Regions from separate parts of the Homo sapiens genome. Here region 2 is linked to region 1. The links are chromatin loops, found by intact Hi-C in ENCODE. Cell type or tissue: prostate gland. All regions are shown on one strand. Each heading gives the region's core, and the rest is flanking DNA. Links, peaks and the distances in the headings are about the cores only. Region 1 overlaps CASP7 (caspase 7). Region 2 overlaps NHLRC2 (NHL repeat containing 2).

Region 1 (11,106 bases), core at 2,071-10,070:
TCCAGATTAGAAACTTCTTCAGCTGGCAATCATCCCCAAAGACATGATTTTCTAAAAGTGGCTGTTGTTGTTTCTCCAGGTTCCTAGGACCTCACTGCAGAAGATGCTGAAGCATGTGAGAACTGCTGTACCCCGCCAAACGGAGGGGCAGGAGGAAAAGGCCACTGAGATTCTTTCAAGTCCAGATCAACGGGTATGAGTCTTTCTTCCGAAGCTGATGAACGACACAAACGGTGGAGGAACCACTTCAGATATTTTTTAAGTCACCATGAAGAAGTATGAATATTTTTATAGGCTTATGCTTTACAAATTGAATTAACAATCATTATCCCACTGATTCTGCAAAGTACAGATGAGAGGCAAAGAAAGACAAGGCAAATAAAACTGGCCAGGGTAGTTTTTCCTCCAGAGTTTGTCGCTTCCCATTCTATCCATCCTCCTCTTTTTCCTCTCTTTGCTAACTGCTGATGCAACTACCTTTACTTTGGCCCCGTTTATATTCGGAAGACTTTTACTAAGATTACTTTGCGAAGAAACATAGGATTCTTGTTTTGGAACCTGCCATTAAGTGCAAAGTCCAAGATAAACCAGAGCAGTGAATTGAAAGTTCTAAATCCGCTTAAAAGCTTCTGTGTTCCACAATTCACTGCAGATTTAAAAAAAGAAACCTGGCTACTAAATCACTATGCTTAGAGCCAGACAAGCAAGATCACAACACACTACAATATCTTGGTAGAATGACTTATTAAGTGCACTTAAGTGTACACTAAAATGCAAAGGAAAGTTAACACAGCAGGTTGAACCCAGTGCTTCCTAACCATCCCATCTCTTTCTTCATGTTGAGCTTCTTCGCCAGTATGGGCAAGTACCACTATCTTCATTTCCAGATGTGTTCAGATAAGCATAAATCTCTGCTAGGAACACAAATAATGCCAGCATCAACTATCAGGAAGGAACCAGAGTGTCCTAACTTCTTAGGTAGAGAGCCATTTCCTGCAACTTCTAATTTCACAGTGTGAGGTCAACTCAGTCATTTTCACTACAACAGTCAAGAGTCAAAAAATTATAACCAAGCTCTCATGATTATTTAGATAAAAAGACATCCTTGAAGAGCCTACAGCAACTTGTATCAGAAAACGTTATAGGATAAAAATATTCTGCCTACTTTACAAAGAAGTGAAAAACCTTAGAAAGAGTACAATGGATTTTTACAATCCACTCCGGGTGCAAGTGTAATTTTCCCCATCACTGGAGTGGATAAATACAGGTTTTATCCTCTTATGGATCCCCTGGGCTACTCAAAATGTGAATTATGCCTTTCTATATTTGGAAAGGAATATAAGCATGCAAGAAGCCCACTGCGATTAATTTTCTAAAGCATCACCATGAATAGGATTCCCAGTAGCTCTATCTGCCTGCAGACATTCATCAGCATGAAAGTAAACACACCACCAGGCTCACATTTCCCCAGAGCTGTTTCATTCGGAACTAGAGCTCTGGTTTTCGTAGCCACTTTGTCTAAATATTTTTGGGATGATTCATTCATGGTCTCAACATCTCAACAGAGGGCATCCCCACAGTCCTAACATATTAAGGCACAGAGCAAGACAGAGAAGAAAAGAAAGAGTGCAGGTAGTAGTACCTAGTGTCTCCATCTGAAAACAGTCCCCTCTGCATCAGAACTAGGCTGTGCTCTGCGACGACAGGAAGTGAGTTTCCTTCTTCTCTGTAATAATAAAAACTCAACATGCTCGGAGCTCAGCAGGGGATAGAAGACTGGCACAGGCTGCCTGGCCCTGAAGGCCTGTGACTGAATCAGCAGTGAACTGCACGCTGGAGTTTTCCACAGGACCATTCAAACTCGGGCTGGGAAGGTCACACTGGCCTCTCCCTTCTCTGCTGACCGGCAGAAATGCCCCGGCTCCCCATTGTAGCATCCCCCAACCCTGGGATGGCTCCTGTGGAAAAAAGCAACTGTCTGTGAGCGTGGGGTCCAAAGGAAAAAAGAAAACAAAATTTCCATAAACATGCAGCCAGGAGCACAATCTTTAAGAGTGAAAAATTGGGAACGACAGGGGAATAGCTAAGCAAGAGACAGAGTATCAACAGAACAAACCATCATACAGTTCAAGTTGATGAGCATCACACATGGTCAACCCACCGAAGTCCCAAATCTACACCAGGCTGCAAAACGGCACTCACATGACGGCAAAACATGTCAAACTATATGTAAGTTAATCAACAAAAACAGGAAGTGAGTGTGTGGTGAATTAAAGAGTTCAAGTTCATTAGGTTATGTTTTTCCTTTAAAGGTACTCAAGTGAATAAAAATAATAGGAGACCACGGAAGCATACCAAAGCCCTTCATTTTTAAATGAGGCATACAAACATTTTTCAATGATCTTGCATAAAGTGAACGATCCAGGAGTTGCTGTATTTCCCCATCTCAACCCTCCAAATGCAACAAGGAAAATGCAAACACATAAAAACCAAACACTTATAAAGTGAACGGCTCAGCAACGCTTTTCTCCATTTCTTGGTTCAGGACCACAGTCTAGAAAGGGTATGAAGCTGATACAATGAGGTTATGACACCTGCTACCCTGCACAAGCCTCTTGATCACCTGCCATCCTCAGGTCTGTGAACAGGAGAGAAAATTCGCTCTATACATTTTTTTCTCTGAAAGTCAGTTGCAAAAATATAAACATGGGGAAGCAAACTCAGTTTAAAAGAGGCTAAGGAGAAGAATAGATCCCCCTCCCCAAAACATACCAACCTCCACATTTCCCTCTTTCCCCTAAAAAAAAAAAACAAAAAAACAAAACCAGTAGGGTCCCTGACAATAAAAATTGACAAATGACTTTAAAACAAATCATCCAGGGGGTAGAAAAGGCTGAATTGTCTTTAAATAGCCTAATAGACTGAATGGAGGATACAATACGTCTGTATTACGGCTGCAGGGTCCAGCATTAGAACAGCTAACATACTTCAGTCCTTAATCACTCCACCCATCTTTTCCCCTTAAAACTGACCATTGGCGGGCAGGGTGGCTCACGCCCATAATCCCAGCACTTTGGGAGGCTGAGGCAGGCAGATTACCTGATGTCAGGAGTTTGAGACCAGTCTAGCCAACATGGTGAAACCCTGTCTCTACTAAAAATACAAAAAAATTAGCCAGGAGTGGTGGCACGCGCCTATAATCCCAGCTACTCGGGAGGCTGAGGCACGAGAATTGCTTGAACCTGGGAGGTGGAGGTTGCAGGGAGGTGAGATCACACCACTGCACTCCAGCCTGGGCAACAGAGTGAGACTCTGTCTCAAAACAAAACAAACAAAATTCTCATCATCACAGATCCTTGAGAGAAAGAAAACCAGCAGCTCAGGGGTTAAACATGCAATGCCACGCTCACATTTCCTGTCTGTGATCACATGTTCATGTGAGAAGCAACTGGTTATGTTTTCATAGTACTTTTCTATTACTAGGCTTAATTTTTCTCTGCTAATAGTGTTCTAGGTTTCTATTACTGTGAAAAGCTGATGATTTACCTTACCTTTTCACTTTAATTTATCCCCTCTAGAAGAGCAATAACTGAAAAGAACTGGAGGTATCCCACACATGCAGAAGCTACAGCTTTGCAGTTTCTAGACCTCTGCCCACGTTTTGGTGTCCTGTGCTTGCTGCTCCTGAAACGTACACTTGGCCCTCTTCACTGGAAAGCCCACTGCTCGCCCTGCTGGGACAGCGTCCCTATGCCATCCGTCCGCCGCTGGAAAGCCCATGGCTCGCCCTGCTGGGACAGCTGTCCCTATGCCATCCCTCCGCCACTGGAAAGCCCACTGCTCGCCCTGCTGGGACAGCTGTCCCTATACCATCCCTCTGCCAAAGTGAAGCAGAGAAGAAGCCGTGTACACGAAGAAAATTTGCTGACCCACTTGGGTGGAAGGAAAAAAGCACTCTGTGGGTGGATTAATGTGGATGAACAGCCTGGTGCCACCAAAGTCGTGGGTGCCACCTGACGCTGGGGGGAAGCACTGGACAAGTTAGGCCTGTGTCTCGGTCCTGGTCCTCTTGGGTGGCTACGTATCACCTCTCTGGTCTTCCTTTCCTTGATCATAATGAAGGGAATTAGGTAAGTTCTCCCAGTGTTAAAATCATGATTCTATGATTTCTTCCTCAGCAGGCACATTCAGGTAATTCAGGAAGCTGACGGTTACTCTGATTCTCATAACAATCCCGTGGGCAGAGATCAATATCTCTATTATGCAGATAAGGAAGCTGAGGCACAGGAAGGTCACGTGACTTGCTATAGTCCCTCAAATAGTAAGTGGGAGGAAGGGCCAGGATCTGAACCCCGGTTGTCTGACTCAACTTTGCTACTTCTATTATTTTACATAGTGTCATCACTGCTTCAAATACAGCATTAAATCTTTATCATTCTCTATGTACAAATTTGGGAGACAGGCATCCAATTTTCTGGAAGCTGAATTTGAATCCTTCCTTTATTGAAAAGTAAACGCCCTGCATAAATTTCAATGTTCATATTTTCTTTAGTGGGCCCAGATCTGGCCCCTTTCAATCAATGGGCATCATGGCACAATTTTTGCTTAACTTGGAATGTATTCTTTGGAATGAATTAAGGTCTGCCTTCTTTGTTCTTGTCTCTAATTCCAAAGCATTGCGTCTTCTAAAACAGTTTTTTAACCCCTCTCCAAATGAAAAAGGATGCCACTTGAATCTTCCTTATAATTATACAAATAACACATTTTTTATAGGGATGTGTTTACATATCTTCACTCACTGGTGAAGAAGCCCAAGATGCCTCCAGGAGAGAGAATTATAACCAAGTGGCATTTATTAACCACCCTCCAGGGGGCAAAGGCTGGAAAACAGAGATGATGCCAAGGGTAAAACCCATGTGATCCGAGCCAGTGCCTGGAAAATAGGGAGTTTAGCAAATGTTGAGAATAGATCTTTTCTCCTGCTCTCTTCCACTGGGAAACCAGAAGGGTAAACAAACTCCTCAGCAGAGACACACGAGACTCCACGGAGGCCCAGGGGTAATCTGAGACTGCGGGAAACCTGTTTTCCCCTTTTTTTCCTTTTCTTGAATTCTGACCTTGAGCAGAGCTCAGAAGGGAGCCTCTGATTTCTCAGGTTCCTAGGAGAGAATATCTTCTAGGCTGCTGGCCAGGGCTTGGTCTTGGACCTACAATGGCTCCTTGTGGCCTATGCTATTAAGACCTAACTCACCCTGTCCAGCAGATTTTGCCCACTTTCCTAGGCAGAAGCCACATCGGTGGCCTTGCCTGACCATCATCTCCACCCTGGCCCTGAGGTTCCACCGGTCCCCTGATACCCCCCCTGCTTTTCCTGACAACTCAAGTTTCAGCTCCTCCTCCAGTCCTTCCTTATCCTTCCCTCCTCAACCTCCCACAGCTCCAAGGCTATGTCCTACAATTCAGCAATTAGTTATTATTTTCTGTAGCTGTGCCTAGGCATTTGGTTAAAACTTTGACTTTATATCCAGGGCAAGGACTATAGGGTTATATTTACATCAAGACAGAACCCTGTTCAAGTGCAAGGAGGACCCTAGACCCTGTTCTATAAACTGTGGTTCATAATGAATATGGACTGGCCCCACAATGATTTCCTCTAAATAACTAAAAATCTGAATGCTTTACAAATTTTAAGATATTTGGATTTTTTTTGTGCTTTTCTGTGTTTTCCAAATGTTCTTCAATAATCAGAAAATTACAAAATCACTAAATATTTTTTTAAAGAACAGGCTGGATTTTTAGTGCCTATGGACTGGAAATAAAACGATGCTGTCCTGCCATCTAGTGGCTGTGAGGCAAAAAAAAAGGCCAAGACAAGTCTAGGGGCTTGAAACTGTTAGTATTTGAAACCTGAGTCCCACCCTGGCTTTTTGGGGAAGGGGATATTTCTTTCTGCAACCCAGGATCCTTCATGTCTCCAGGGGAGGGCAGGTGAGCAGTCTGGTCCTTGATTAGAGTCAGGTCAGAGATGCTACTGCCTCCTCCACTGCCTAACAGTGATTCTGAGCTCCTTAGAGAAGGGAGCTGGAATAGGGTGGGATGGGATGGGAGGGAAGGTTGTAGGGGTGTGGGGGGGGGGCGGAGCACCTTCAGCTACAACGAACATCCAGAGGAGCCAGTGGCACTCCCATGCATCGCACCCCACATCTGTCATTGGGTCACATGGTGCTCCTGAAACTGCAGAGAGGACCTCGGGATACTTACTGTTTATTTTAATGACGTCAACATCAGTCATGCTATGAAAAAGGTAGAGTGGACCAGAATGTAGACCCTCCAGGCTTATTTATCTTTCCAAAGAACTTAAAGCTGAGGGGTGGGGGGGACATACCACAGACCACATCTATTTTTGCAAAATAAAAGGTCTTTTAGGCAGAAGTCTTCCAGCAAGGTACTCAAAAACTTTCCCAGGGGTGCACAGTCTTAAGGGAAGAATAAATGGCCAGGTCCTCAACTGCCACTTGTATTTTTTTCTAAAACTGGTCTGTCAGAGATACCACTTTTCCCTTGCCCATTCTCCCATCTCCCACTGTGTAAAAGAAGGGCAGACTTTCTCACCCACCCTGAACCTCACTTACAGGGTGATGAAACCTCCAGGTCATCCACAAAGAGACAAACAAGATGTATCTGTGAGTCTCCTTGAATCAGGCACTGTGGTGGGCTTCTTACTTATACATGAGTCTGATAAAGGGGAAGTATGTCACTAGTAATGGGGGTACGTGGGACCACACTGGGCTGTTCCAAATTCAAATATAGGCACAACTCAGATATACCGTCGGCTCAGTTTCAGACCACCACAGGAAAGCAAATATTGCAATAAATGGAGTCGCCTGACTTTTTTGGTTTCCCAGTGGGTAGAAAAGTTATGTTCACACTGTACTCCAGTCTGAGTATACGCAACAGCATTATGTCCAAAAAATACATATCTTAATTAAAACATACTTTATTGCTAAAAAATGCTAACAATCATTTGAGCCTTCAGTGGGTTGTAACTGTTGGGCTGGTGGAGGATCTGGCCTCAGCACTGATGCCTGCTGATTAATCTGGTGGTGGCTGCCGAAAATTAGGGTGGCTGTGACAATTTCTTAAAATAAGACAGCAATGAAGTTCGCTGCATCAAATGATTCTTCCTTTTATGAACAATTTCTCTGTAGCATACCATTCTGTTTGATAGCATTTTATTCACAGTACAACTTCATTCAAAATTCAAGTCAACAGAAAGGTGATTGTCCCCTCGCCTGTCACGCAATGCATGTTCCTGGCGAACCTGGCACTAAACCATTCAAAGATGACCTGCTTCTGGGTTGGGGTTTCGTATGTAGCAGAGCAGCTCCCTCACTGCGATCTATTGAAAGTCAGCCCTCAACGAAAGTGTTCGTTAAAAAAAAAAAAAAAAAAAAAAAAGGAAAAAGTTTAAAAGAAAACAAACAAAAAAAGAGTTAAAACACATACAAAATTCATGTCAATCCTCTCAAACTCTGTGGCTGCTTTACCAACTAAGTTTATGTAATATTCTAAATGTATATTTCAAAAATGTATCAGCACATTCACCAGCAGTAGATTCCATCTCAAGAAACCACTTACTTGGCTTATTCATAAGAAGAAACTCCTTATCTGTTCAAGTTTTATCATAAGATTGCAGCAATTCAGCCACATCTTCAGGTCTACTTCTAATTCTAGTTCTCTTGCTATTTCCACCATGATTGGCACACCTGCAGTTACTTCCTCCATTGAAGGAAGTCTTGAACCCATCAAAGTCATCCATGAGGGTTGGAATCAACTTCTTCCAAACTCCTATTAATGTTCAGACATCCTCCCATAAATCGCAAATGTTCTTACTGGCATCTAGAATGGTGCATCCTTTCCAGAAGGTTTTCAATTAACTGCCCAGATCCATCAGCGGTAACACTATAGCTATAATGTTATTCCCAACATTATTTATGGCAACTATAGCCTTATAAAATGTATTTCTGAAATAATATTTCTCAAATAGTAAGACATTATTTCTTAAGTAATAAGACTTGGAAGTTGAAATTACTCCTTGATCTATGAGCTGCAGAATGGATGTTTTAGCAGGCATAAAAACATTAATCTCCTTCTGCATCTTCACCAGAGCTCCTGGGTGACCAGGTGCAATGTCAATGAAAGGAATCTTATTTTAATGAGCAGTAGGTCTCAACAGTGTGCTTAAAATATCCAGTAAACCATGCTATAAACAGGTGTCATCCAGGCTTTGTTCTTCCATTTATAGGGCACAGAAAGAGTATAGATTTAGCATAATTCTTAAGGATTTTCAGACTGGTCAATGAGCATTGGCTTCGGCTTAAAGTCACCAGTCTGCCTAACAAGAGAGTCAAGCATCCTTATAAAGCACTGAAGTCAGGCATTGACTTCTCTTCTCTAGCTAGGACAATCTTAGATGGCATCTTCTTCCTATAGAAGGCTGCTTTGTCTACATTGAGAATCTGTTGTTTAGTGTAGCCACTCTCACCAATGATCTTAGCTAGATCTTCTGGATAATTTGCTGTAGCTTCTACATCAGCACTTGCTGCTTCATGTTGAACTTCTATTTTATGGAGAAGGCTTCTTTCCTTAAACCTCATGGATCAACCATTGCTAGCTTCAAACTTTTCTTTTGCAGCTTTCTCACCTCTCTCAGCCTTCAAAGAACTGCAGAGTTAGGGCCTTGCTCTGGCTTAGGCTTTAGCTTAAGAAAAAGTTGGGGCTGGTTTGATCTTCTATCCAGACCACTCAAACTTTCTCCAAGTCAGCAATAATTAGCAATAATGTTATTATCCGTGTGTTCACTGGAATAGCACTTTTAATTTCCTTCAAGAACTTTTCCTTTGCATTCACAACTTGGCTGTTTGGCACAGGAGGCCTAGCTTTCAGCCTGTCTTGGCTTCAACATGCCTTCACTAAGTTGAATCACTTCTAGCTTTTGATTTAAAGTGACAGACATATCACTCTTCCTTTCAATAGACACCTAGAGGCCATTGTAGGGCTATTAATTGGCCCAATTTCAATATTGCCTCAGGGAATAGGGAGGCCCAAGGAGAAGGAGAGAGACAGGAATGGCCAGTGGGTGGAACAGTCAGAACACACTTAACATTTATCATTTAAGTCTGCTGTCTTATACAGGTGTGCTTTGTGGCACCCCAAAGCAATTACAATAGTAACATCAAAGATCACTCATCACATTTACAGAGATTATCCTGGATTTGAACAACGACAACAAAAAAGATTACTGATCACAGATCATAGTAACAGATATAACACTAATTAAAAAACTTAAAATGTTGTGAGAATTACCAAAATGTAACATAGAGATACAAAGTGAGCATATGCTGTTGGAAAAATGGAGCCAATAGGTTTGCAGGGTTGCCACAAACCTTCCATTTATTAAAAATGCAATATCTGGGCCAGGTGTGGTGGCTCATGCCTGTAATCCCAGCACTTTGGGAGGCCAAGCGGGGGGTGGATCACTTAAGGTCAGGAGTTCAAGACCAGCCTGGGAAACATGGCAAAATCCTGTCTTTACTAAAATACATATAAAAATTAGCTAGGCGTGGTGGCATACGCCTGTAGTCTGGCTACTTGGGAGGCTGAGGCAGGAGAATCGCTTGTACCTGGGAGGCGGAGGCTGCAGTGAGCCAAGATCACACCACTGCACTCCAGCCTGGACAACAGAGTGAGACTCTGTCTCAAAAAAAAAAAAAAAAGAAAGAAAGAAAAGCAGTATCTGCAAAGCACAGTAAAACAAAGTATGCTTGTATATACTGAAAAATGTGTTAAAATATATATATATAATAGAATGAAATGGAAGTGATGATGGTTCTTATTTAATGTCTTTGCCTTTTTCGTTCCCTTATTTCCAAAGATTTTTTATTATTGAGCTGGAGTCCTATGTATTGGTCTGTTCTCAAACTGCTATGAAGATGCTACCTGAGATTGGGTAATTTATAAAGAAAAGAGGTTTAATTGACTCACAGTTCCACATGGCTGGGGAAGCATGGTGGAAGGGGGAGCAGACATGTCTTACATGGCAGCAGGAGAGACAGAGTGTGTGTAGGAGGAACCGTCAAACACATAAAACCATCAGATCTCATGAGAACTCACTATCACCAGAACAGCATGGGGGAACCACCCCCATGATCCAGTCACCTCCCACCGGGTCTCTCCCTCAACACGTAGGGATTATGGTGATTACAATTCAAGACGAGATTTAGGTGGGGACACAGAGCCAAACCATATCAGTCCTGTGAGAACAAAACAAACACTGATTCCAGGAGGTAAACATGGCATGGCTGGGCTTGGTACCCTTTCTTTCTTCCTTTCATCCTTCTTCCCTTCTACCCATCCATCCATTCATCTATCCAAGAATAAAAATTTAGAATTCAGAAACAAGATGACTGTCACAAGGATGCCTAATAACATATTCACTGAACTGAAAAATGGTATCAGACCTTTACTGACAGCAAACAAGTGTGGTATGGCTAACTGGTTTGACAGGGACTGGCTCTGTCCATTAGATTATAGAGCAGACAATTTTCATACATGAATGAGCTGCATTAGCAACTCCAACGTCTTGACAAAAATACATTTTAAAAAGCATATGGTTTAAAAGCATTTTATCAAAAAAAGGATACTGACAAATGTTTATTAATGCTTAATTATCTTTTCTGGAACATTTTGAGTTAAACAGACTGCCTCTAAATAAAAGAAGAGCAAATTTAATTTACAACTGTTTGAGAAGTTTGGGTACAAGTTTTTTGGTGTACTTCCCAGAAACTAAAAAAATTAAATACCTTTAAGGCGGAATGATAATTCCTTTTGTAAGTTAGATAATTGCCAATTCTTCCAACATAATTAAGGAAAGACCTAATCAAGTTGTCATTTTTTGGTCCAGAACTCAGAAGGAATTCAAAGAATTAAGTGACATGACTGTAACAAAACTCCTACCATCTCATGTATTTATTCATGATTTCTCAGTGCATCTTATCTCTAAAAATGAAAAATAGGAAAAAGAGGTAATATCAAATTCTTTCTTAT
Region 2 (11,106 bases), core at 1,327-9,326, 190 kb before region 1:
AGAGACCAGCAAAAGGAATTAAAGAATAGTTTTTGAAAGTTGGCCAGGTCAGACATTACTATTATATGAAAAATAATATAATTGTACATAATTATCTTAAAATTACATGGGATAATTATGTACAATTATATCGATTGTACAAATCAATTTCTTATATACATTAGGGAAATTTCTATTTAAGGAACTATTGCAATGATTCCTTTTGTAATGCAGAGAAAGCTTTAGATCCTGGTTTCTAAGTTTATTCCAGAGAGACTGTAAAAAAGACATGGTAGTGTGTTGTGTTGAGGGAAGGGAAGCAGCTGACTCGGGACACAAAATGAGAGTCTGTGTAAATCATTTCTGAATATGGTACAACATGCAAAAGTCTGAACTCACCATCACTTACTGGCTAATATGTTCCCATAATAAGTTAGGTAGGGAGCAGGGGACAGAGGCAAAGGGATTTAGCACGCATAAAATATGGCCACTTATTCAAGAAACATATAAACATAGCAAGTACAATATATGTAATAACTAATATGCTGAACAAATTAATTGAAAGGAGTCTACAAGGAGTCTTAATACTTTAAAAAGGAGTTTCCTTAATTAAATAAAGAAAAGAGTAGGGAGAAACAATAACTTTTAAAATGCTAAGGGTCATTACTACCTGAAGATCGGTAATAAAGATAATACATCCTTAAAATTAAAACACAGGTCAGTGTGGTCCTAGTGCCAATTTCCTATTAAGAAGGAGAGTGACAACTCTACTTATGAGGAAATTCAGGCAGCTCTGAATCATCTATGCCTAAAACAGCCATCACCCAGAACAGCATATTCTGGCAACTTCTGTTACTTCTCTGCTGTTTATAATTATGCCTCATGTAAAATCTTATTGGTAATCTCACTGTTCAGGCTACTATCATCTCTTGCCTGGATAACAGCAATAGGCTCCTCAGTGGTATCTCTTATCTCTGTCTCTAGTCTTGTTCCACTCTGAGTGCTGCCAATGTTCTTTCAAAAACACAAATCTAATCATGTCACTTCCCAGCTTAAACCTTTCTAAAAAGGCTTGTAGAATATTCAGATCCCTAAAAGTACTCACAAGGCACAGTGTGATCTGGCTTCTACTGACATCACTAGTGCCAATTCTTGCCTGGAAAACTTTCCACTCTCCCTAACTCCTATACTCTTATCAGGTCACTGTTTAGTTGCCTCTTCCAAGAAGCCCTCCTTGACAACTCAAATCTTACTGATGTTGCGTCTTCCTCTTACTTATATAAGGAACAATTTCAATTTTTTTTTTTTTAAACGGAGTCTCACTCTGTCGTCCTGGCTGGAGTGCAGTGGCACAATCTCAGCTCACTGCAACCTTCCGCCTCCTGGGTTCAAGCGATTCTCCTGCCACAGCCTCCTGAGTAGCTGGGATTACAGGCAAGCGCCACCACGCCCAGCTAACTTTTTCTATTTTTAGTAGAGACGGGGTTTCACCATATTGTCATTCTGGTCTCGAACTACTGACCTTGTGATCTGCCTGCCTCGGCCCCCCAAAGTGCTGGGATTACAGGCGTGACCCACCGCACCCAGCCGAACAATTTCAATTTGCAGCGATTCCTTTTGCACACACTAACTTTTAATTGTTTGCTGATCTGATTCTTCCTCTGTAAGTTCACTGATGACAACCACATCTTTTCATTGTATCCTTAACATAGTGAGCATATTTCATCCCTATTGCCTAGCATAAATATTTGCTAAACGATTAAATGTCTTAAAACATTACATAAGTGTGTCCAAAGCAACATGCACAAACATACACACTATTTGGAATATCTGCTATTTTGAAGGATCTATATAAAAGCAGCTTTCTATTAATAACGGTAACTTGCAATGATCATTTTCCATGGCTACGTGACAGCCTTTCCGGTTAACGGCTTTTATTCATTTATCCTCAAACCGTTACTGAGCTCCTCTTAGGTACCAAATACTGTGCTAGGTACAAGGGACAGAAAAATGAATGGGAGAGGATCCTTTCCTTTAAGAGACTAGTAGGAGGAAATGGCTAAAAATAAAAACAATCAAAAGGAGAGAAGAGAGAGAAAGAGGAAGGGGCAGCGGGTTGGGGCAGGAAAACTTAGTGCAGTGATGTAACTATACACCAGGTACAGTGAGGTCACAGAGAAGAGTATGGCCAGTTCTGCCTGGGGTATTGGGGGAAGAGGAAAGGGTCTAAGGAAAAAAAATATGAGAAACTTTGCAGACACTACCCTTTCATCCTTATATCCTTGTGACAGCAAAGCTACCTATGTTTACTGTACATGTTAGGTACTATGCCAAGCTCTCCACATATATTATTAATTCTCAAAGCAAGCCTATGAGGTAATATAAATAAGGAAACTGAGGCTTTGAAAGTTAAAGTGGCTCTCCTAAACTCACACAGATAGTAAATGGCAGAGCCAGGATTCAACCTCAGGCCTGACTACAAAAACTGAGTTATTAAGCACTCTGCTATGTGGTATTCAACTGTTTGAATGAATGATTAGAGATAGTTCAACTATGTCTTAAAAGATAAGGGTCCACTGAATATTCTTAGTTCTCTTTCTAGACAGTAAGGAGAATGATTCTTTGCAGGTTCCATGAAGTGAAGTGTGGCCCTAAGACTTACTCTGGCTGATAAAATGTAAGTAGAAGTGACGTGTGTCACTTCTGAGTAGAAATTTTAACAGTCAGTGAGTGACTTACTACCTCTTTCTCTCTCACTGTGCCAGGATGACTGGCGAAGCTCCCGAAAGCTCCAGGCTGTTTCATCAGCCTGGGCAACAGAGGAGTGCTCCCCAGTGAACCCATGTGAGTGAGCAATAAACACGCCTTGTTTTAAGTCACTGAGAATCTGCGTTGTGTGCTATGGCAGTACAACCTAGCACATCCTGACTGGTACAGTGAGGATGGTGATTTTGAAAAAAGAAATTATATGAACACCAAGTAGTACAGTCTACTCAAAGAGAGAGGCTGTCACTTACTTTTTCTTTGGCAGTTTGCCAGAGTCCAGCAGGAGTGCCCATATCTGATGAGTCCCTGCCATGGCTATCCATAAAATGTCACCTCTTTGGACCTCTGAACCTTTATAAAAATAAATCATTATTATTATATACATATCTGGTTAATACAAACACTCCAATGGTTTTAAAATGTTAAATTTATGGAGGATAACAATATGTTTGTGAATCATCTGATAAATAAAAATATCTGCAATGTTTCAAGTTATCTTTGAAAATTTTGTTTTCTTGTGAAAGGTTTACTTTGTTAGACTTGTAATTTTACCCACAACAATTTCACAGGAATCCAAAGTATTCTTACCAGCAGTAAGTCCTCTGCATCTCTGCATCTGAACTCTGCCTCAGCAGTTTGTTAATTTTACAACGAGCATTAACAATGTTTTAAACATCTGATTTCTTATTTTACATGACATAAACTATTAAAAGTGACACTGGCACACATATATTCTGGGGACTGTCTCTGCTTAATCACCTTAAAACTACATCAAAAGCTTTCCACAATTAATTTTTAGCATACCACAATGTTTCAGTTATTCTAGAGCCACAACCCGGGACTACGAAAATGAACAGGAAACCTAAGCTCATAAAATATTCTGTTATGTTACATATACTGGCATCCAAATAAAAGGCTCAAAGCACACGATGCACTTAGAGTAATGCTTGGAGGCAATATCACTCAAATGTTAGCCATGATCATTTAGTGAATCTGGACCTTAATTTTACATATTTGTACTAGGAAAACATAAATACATTTACAAACTGAACAGCCCTTCAATAGACACCATAGAGGGTAAAAAGTATAATACAACCTCTTCCACTTAAGAAGTTCATTAATTTTACAGTGAGTATTAATAATGCATGTATTACCAACAGATCATATTTGGTACCTAAGAAAGCACTCAGTTTAGAATTGCTTATTTCTGTTAAATCTACCATAAATCTAAGATAATAAACTTTTAGTATTAAACAATGAAAATGACTTTTATGTTCCTGCATAGTCAATGATATTATCAACTATGGAAATGACCAAGCAAAACAAAAACTTCAGTAGGTAAGAGAAATAAAAACATGGAAAGCCCACGAAAATGAATAATCTTATTCATTCTAACTTAATTTGGAATGTTTTCCATTCACAATATTTCAAAGCATTTATTGGTTCAAAATTTTTTTTTTTTTTTTTGAGGCGGAGTCTCACTCCGTCCCCCAGGCTGGAGTGCAGTGGAGCAATCTCGGCTCACTGCAAGCTCCGCCTCCCAGGTTCATGCCATTCTCCTGCCTCAGCCTCCCGAGTAGCTGGGACTACAGGCACCCGCCACCATGCCCGGCTAATTTTTTGTATTTTTAGTAGAGACGGGGTTTCACTGTGTTAGCCAGGATGGTCTCGATCTCCTAACCTCGTGATCTGCCCACCTCAGCCTCCCAAAGTGCTAGGATTACAGGCGCTCATGAGCCACCATGCCCAGCCAGTTCAAATACTTTTTTTTCTTTTATTTATTTATTTATTATTATTACACTTTAAGTTTTAGGGTACATGTGCACAACGTGCAGGTTAGTTACATTTGTATACATGTGCCATGCTGGTGCGCTGCACCCACTAACTCATCATCTAGCATTTGGTATATCTCCCAATGCTATCCCTCCCCCCTCCCCCCACCCCACAACAGTCCCCAGAGTGTTATGTTCCCCTTCCTGTGTCCATGTGTTCTCATTGTTCAATTCCCACCTATGAGTGAGAATATGCGGTGTTTGGTTTTTTGTTCTTGCCATAGTTTACTGAGAATGATGATTTCCAATTTCATCCATGTCCCTACAAAGGACATGAACTCATCCTTTTTTATGGCTGCATAGTATTCCATGGTGTATATGTGCCACATTTTCTTAATCCAGTCTATCATTGTTGGACATTTGAGTTGGTTCCAAGTCTTTGCTATTGTGAATAATGCCGCAATAAACATACACGTGCATGTGTCTTTATAGTAGCATGATTTATAGTCCTTTGGGTATATACCCAGTAATAGGATTGCTGGGTCAAATGGTATTTCTAGTTCTAGATCCCTGAGGAATCGCCACACTGACTTCCACAATGGTTGAACTAGTTTACAGTCCCACCAACAGTGTAAAAGTGTTCCTATTTCTCCACATCCTCTCCAGCACCTGCTGTTTCCTGACTTTTTAATGATCGCCATTCTAACTGGTGTGAGATGGTATCTCATTGTGGAGGTTCAAATATTTTTAAAATGCTACATGAAAAAATGTAAATGATTATGTTTTCAAGTCCTCTACCCAGTTCTCCCATTTTTCTCAATGAAATGTAATTACTCCTATGGTAATGTGATAGACCACTAAAAGAAGAGGGCTCCTGAAAGCATTCCTTCACCAATTCCTTAGCTTTGGAACCAGGTGGGTCTGGATTTGAATTGTAGTAGCTACATCACTTTCTAATGTGTGTGCCTCCATTTCCTCATCTGTAAAATGAGCACATCATCACTCTCTACATAAGATTACTGGAAGGAATAAAACAGTGTAAGCAAAGCACCTAACATGGTGCCAGGCATCATGTTAGGTGCTAAATAATTTGCTGTCTTTCAACTTCTATACCTTAGTGTGCTCCCTCCTTTCTCATCCTAGAAAGCTTACATCCAGATATGAACATTCAGATCTCTGCTCAAGCTTCTTCCCTACTCCCCTTATCTAATACCACACACCCATCATTCTTAGCTCCTTACCTTGCCTATTTTTCACTGTAGAATTTATCACTATCTTACATGTTACATATTTATTAATTTACTGCCTTTCTCCTCTACTGAGCATAAGGTCTAAGAGGCCAGCAGCTTTGTTTTATTCACAGTTTTATTAGCAGCACATAGAATAGTGCCTGGCACATGCCAAATGCTCAGTAGGTATTTGTTGAATGAGTAAACTTTCCCCTAGAAACCACAAAAAAAGAAAAAAAGCCCTAAAGCTATCCTAATGATGGTTGGTATTTCCTAATAGTACTAATGATTCATCTCTAATCCCAGAAGTCTGCTATAGATGTGAACCTGTACTATTATCCTCTCAAACAATGATGCTGAATGGGAGTGGCAGCCCACCCTAAAAAATGCTGTGGATATTTGATGGGTAATATATCATATGATAATATAGTCATGCCAGATCACTTACATAATGACTACACTATTTTATTATAAATTATGCTTATTTCTTCTCTATATTTATATTATGTATATATCAATATATAGCACAGGTGGATTATACTACCTATGAATTTCACTTTAGGTATGGTAAAGGAGGCTTTTCATAAAATGTATTATAGGAAGGGGATCTGGGATCTGATAGGGCTGAGAACTCCAAAGCCACACATAACAATAAAGCCTTTCAACATCTCCAACAAGCTTCCATTCATGATAAAAACTCAGCAAACTAGGATCAGAAGGCAATTTATTTAATCTTATAAAGAACATTTTTAAGAAAGTCACAGCAAACATCCTACTTAAGAACAAAATCCTACAAACATCCCCGAGAATAAAAATGAGACAAAGATACCTACTATCAACACTTCTATTTAACACCTTATGGAGGTCCTAGTTTGTGCAACAAAGAAGGAAAAAGAAGCAAAGCACAAAAAGATTAGAAATAAAACTGTAGTTATTAGCAGATGACATAACTATGCACACAAAATCTTCACAATTTTATACAGGAATTTAGCAATGTTGTTGGGTACAGGGTCAATAAGCAAGGATAAATTCTTTTATCGGTTTACAGCAGCAAATATACAAGAAAATTTATAACGACATTCAAAAACATCAAACACCTAAGGGTAAAAAAGATTTATAAGCCTTCTACACTAAGAATCATTATTGAGAGAAATATAGACAGATATTTTTATACAACTTATCTTGATTGAAAAGTCAGCTCCAGCCAATGTTAGGACCTTATGGGTAACAAGACTGGAAGGTTGACCAAGTAAATGAAAATAAAAGGACTCCATCCTTTTAGCTTCTCAGGTCATAAGCCTTGGAGTCATCTTTAATTCCTCCTTTTTCTCACATGTCACACATGATCCATCAGCAAATTATGTAGGCTCCTTATTCAAAATATATTCAAAATCTGACCACTTCTCACCACCTCCACCTTGACCTAAGCCACTATCAGGGATTACTGCAAGAATTCCTTCTGAACTGGTTTGTCATCCTGTTCCCACCTTGAAAACTGCATTTTTCTTTCTCTTTCACATCAATGTCCCACTCTAAGAAAATCTCATAAGGGTGAGTTAGGCAAATTTAGCTCTAAGCTTTAGGAACAAAAACATTTGCTTTTCTTAGCTTGCTTTTAGAGCCTCTGTCTTGGCAAAGGAGAGCTATGTTGGTGCATAGCTGAGTGAAAGATCAAATTTAACTTTGTTATCTAGTTCTCCAAACAGGTCGGTCTAGCTCAGCTGGGGCTTACTATAATAAGGCAAAAGCTTCCCAGTGATAGATAAAGTATGGGCATTGGTTTAGTTTTGGTCTCTGTGTACTTATTTCCTTCAGATGCCCGAGGAAAGAGAAAAAGTAGAGAAGCAGCAGCAGTGTCAGGTCAGGGTTCAGGTGTTTGGAATTCTACATACCAACTTATGAGGATAATGATAATCATCACCCAGGTCACTTTCTGTGTTGATGGCACCGAGCTAATAATTTTACGTGGATTATTTCCTTCAATTTAACAACCTTAACAAGTCTTATTATCATCATCTTCATTTTATAAAAAGCCAGCTTCAAAGAGGCTAAATAATTTGCTGAAATTCACCCAGCTAAACTTGGAAAACGACTTCATTAGTGAATCTGACTCTAGATTATGAGTGTTCTGATGAGAATGAAGGAACTATTTGGTTCAGTTCTCTACTTGCCCGTTTTTCACCCTCCTTCTGCCTCTGACCCATGCAGACTTAGCTCTGGTAACAAGTACTCAAGTGCATTTCTGTCTGTGATCAGAAACAGGGATCTGATTAAATGTACCCACAGCCTCCTACTCCGGGATGCATAGTGAGGTTTACCCCTCTGCCTTTCTCTCCCTGTACCCCTGGGAATGGTCTATGGTTGGATAATGTCTTTAAAGTTATTTTCTAGTCCCTTGCCTTCCCATTTTTGGTTTGGTTCAGATCATCAGCATCTGTTCATGACACTTTATGACAAAATTCTTATCTTATAGAAAACAGTGATAATAGCAAACATGTATATTATATTATGCTTTCTATGCACCAGACACTGTTCTAAGTGCTTTACATATATTAATTCTTATCCTCATGGTAAGCCTTTCAGGTAGGCACTATTTGTATCATCAATTTAGATGGGGAAGTTGAGGTATAAAGAGGCTATGAAACTTGTCCAAAGTCACACAACTACTAAGATGTGGAGCTGCAAACCTAGCTGGTCTGGCTCCAGAGTCCTTGCTCACAGCCACCGTGCTAGACCACTTCTCCAGAAATTTTTACCCTGAGCACTGAAGAGTTTGTTTTTGTAAACAAAATGAAAGTTAAAAAAAAAAAAAGAGGGCTGGCATTTATAATGTCTATCAAAGTAACAAGAGTCATATTAACAATTTACAACTGTTCATCCTGGAGTGTGGCCTCCAAAGCACACAGTTCCATCACTGAGTATGGGTATTAGATTTGTTCCCTCTAAAAAGAATGTGGTAATCATGAACATTTCCATTTTAAATTAAGAGTATACTTACACCTACACAACAAACCTCATACATACCTCCCAATCTCAAATAGAAGGTAAAATTACAAAAAAGAGTGCACTTAATATTACTGACTTTCAACAATCACAAATTAAAAATTTTTTAAAACGACAATGACAGAGGCTGAAAAGGTTCTGAAAATATTTTTAAAGGCAAAACTCACTCATAATTATCAGTAGAGATTAGACATATTTTTAGAAAACAAATAAAATCAACAAAAGAAATATCAACATGAAAATTACCTGAAATCCAGCTTTAAAAAAATTCTGTCATTTTAAGTACCTATGACTAGAACCCTCCTAAGAGCATCCGTGAAATTCTCCATCAGTGCTTCTACACAGATTTGTTTCTACAAAGTCTCTAAACCTCTTATGAATCAAAGTCTTAAGCCACTAGGGAAGGGCAGCAAAGCCTGTCACTTTCCACAGAGCACAGGAAAATACCATTTACAGCTGTGGAAAAGGTAGATGAAAAAATGCTCTACTGACACCAAGCAGAGTTCTCATTCTGCTAGGGGAGAAACAGGAGGCTCCCCAAACCAATCACAGACACAAGACAGATTCTGGCTGCCAGAGAGAGGAACAGCAACAATGAAAAAGCTCCCCACATCCTTTCCTCAAGGCCTAGGCACTCAGGGCCTTCCCAAGGCTGAGGCTGAACAACAGAGAACATCCCCATACACAACACAAGCCTGGGGCAGAATAACAACGAGTAGCAGTCTATCCCTGGGACGGCTGCAAGAGTGGAGAGAGGGAACCACCATGTGGCTTCATTGTACAGGGACGACTGAAAGCTGAGGGTAGAGCACTAACACTAAGAAAACCCTCCAGCTAATCTAGGCCCATGTACTGAGGCAAAATCAGAAGGCAACAACTGCCCAGCTAGAGGAATTTAAAACATGTGGTGCATTGACATAGCAATAATAAAACCAAGGCCCAGCTCAGCTCCTGACCAAATTGACTCAATCTTTCATAATTATAACATAAGTACTATTTATCTCAGCCTCTATTGTTTTATACAAGATGACTGACATATAATAAATAATGAGAAGACACACATAAAAGCAAAAACATTACCCGCTTCCGAGTAACAAAGGAATGATCAGAAACAGACTCGAGGATAGTCCCCAGATTTGGAACTATCTAATACAGACTTTGAAATAACTATGCATAGTATGTTAAAGAACCTAGAGAAAAAGGTGGTCAACACACCTAAATAGATAAGGAATTTCAGCAGAGATGAATCTGTAAGAAATACAAATGCTATATTAAAAAGGCATAATATTAGAGATGAAAAATTCCTTCTACAAATGATATGGTTTGGCCGTGTTCCCACCCAAATCTCATCTCGAATTGTAATCTGAATTGTAATCCCCACAAGTCGAGGGAGGGACCTGGTGGAAAGTGATTGGATCATGGGGGTAGTTTCCCTCTTGCTGTTCTCATGATAGTGAATGAGTTCTTACGAGATCTGGTTGCTTAGTAACTGTCTGGCACTTCCCCCTTGGTACTCTCTCTTGGCTGCCTGCTAAGTAAGATGTGCCTTGTTTCCTCCTCATCTTCTGCTGTGATTTCAAGTTTCCTGAGGCCTCCCCAGCCATGTGGAACTGTGAGTTAATTAAACCTCCTTTCTTTATAAACTACCTAGTCTCAGGTAGTATCTTTATAGCAGTATGAGAATGGACTAATACAACAGGCTCATCAGTTGACTAGACACAGCTGAAGAAAGAATTAATGACTGAAGATAAATTGGTAGAAATTACTAGTACAAAAAGAAAAAATAAGAAGAATGAATAAAAAGAACACAATATGCAAGAGTTATTGAATATAATATTAAGAAGAAATCTAACATGAGTAACTGAAGTCCCAGAAAGAGAAAGACAGAAAGGGGCAGAAAAAAATATCTGAAGAGATAATGAGTGAGAATTTCTTGACAATAATGAACATCAAACCACAGATTCAAGAACTCCAAGCAGGATAATTCTTAGATATATCAAACTGCTGAAAACCAAAGATAAAATCTTGAAAGCAACCAGAGAAAAAAATACACTTTACATATAAAGAACAAGAGATAATATTAAAACAGGTGTCTTGTGGAAAACTATGTAAGTCAAAAGACAATGGAGTAATATCTTTAAAATAGTAAAAGAAAAAAATGTTAATCCAGATTCACATACGCAATAAAAATAACTTTCAAAAATGAAAGCTAGATACTTTTTCAGACCAGAATAAAGGCAAGAAAAATCACTGCCAGCAGACCTGTGTCATAAGAAGTTCTTCAGGCAGAAGCAATGACTCCCAACAGACATTTGGGACTTTAAGAAAACAGCCACTGTGGAAAACAGTCTGGCAGT

What was found. A loop is a pair of places that touch in the nucleus more often than their neighbours do. Peaks named below come from ENCODE experiments on the same cell type or tissue, not always from the same donor. Only the 100,000 strongest peaks of a DNase experiment are listed, where the experiment ranks them.
Region 2: it touches region 1 in a loop (2.8-fold over the local background); 3 of 110 quality-filtered maps call a loop at or near these places.

What each region holds. Positions count from the first base shown.
Region 1 is chr10:113,699,983-113,711,088 of GRCh38, reverse strand. All of the region lies in intron 2 of CASP7 (caspase 7), which reads right to left. It overlaps LOC124902505 (a long non-coding RNA gene), which reads left to right. Exons shown (of 2, transcript XR_007062294.1): 2 at 80-408. Among named protein-coding and RNA genes, the nearest start is that of CASP7, 26 kb to the right of the region's middle. In prostate gland, for the core only: a CTCF peak has its summit at 5,852 (motif pointing left); a DNase peak (open chromatin) is centred at 5,864; H3K27ac peaks cover 421 bases.
Region 2 is chr10:113,890,100-113,901,205 of GRCh38, reverse strand. It overlaps NHLRC2 (NHL repeat containing 2), which reads right to left. Exons shown (of 11, transcript NM_198514.4): 6 at 2,997-3,096. Among named protein-coding and RNA genes, the nearest start is that of NHLRC2, 41 kb to the right of the region's middle. In prostate gland, for the core only: no CTCF peak of the experiment used is centred there; no DNase peak of the experiment used is centred there; H3K27ac peaks cover 861 bases.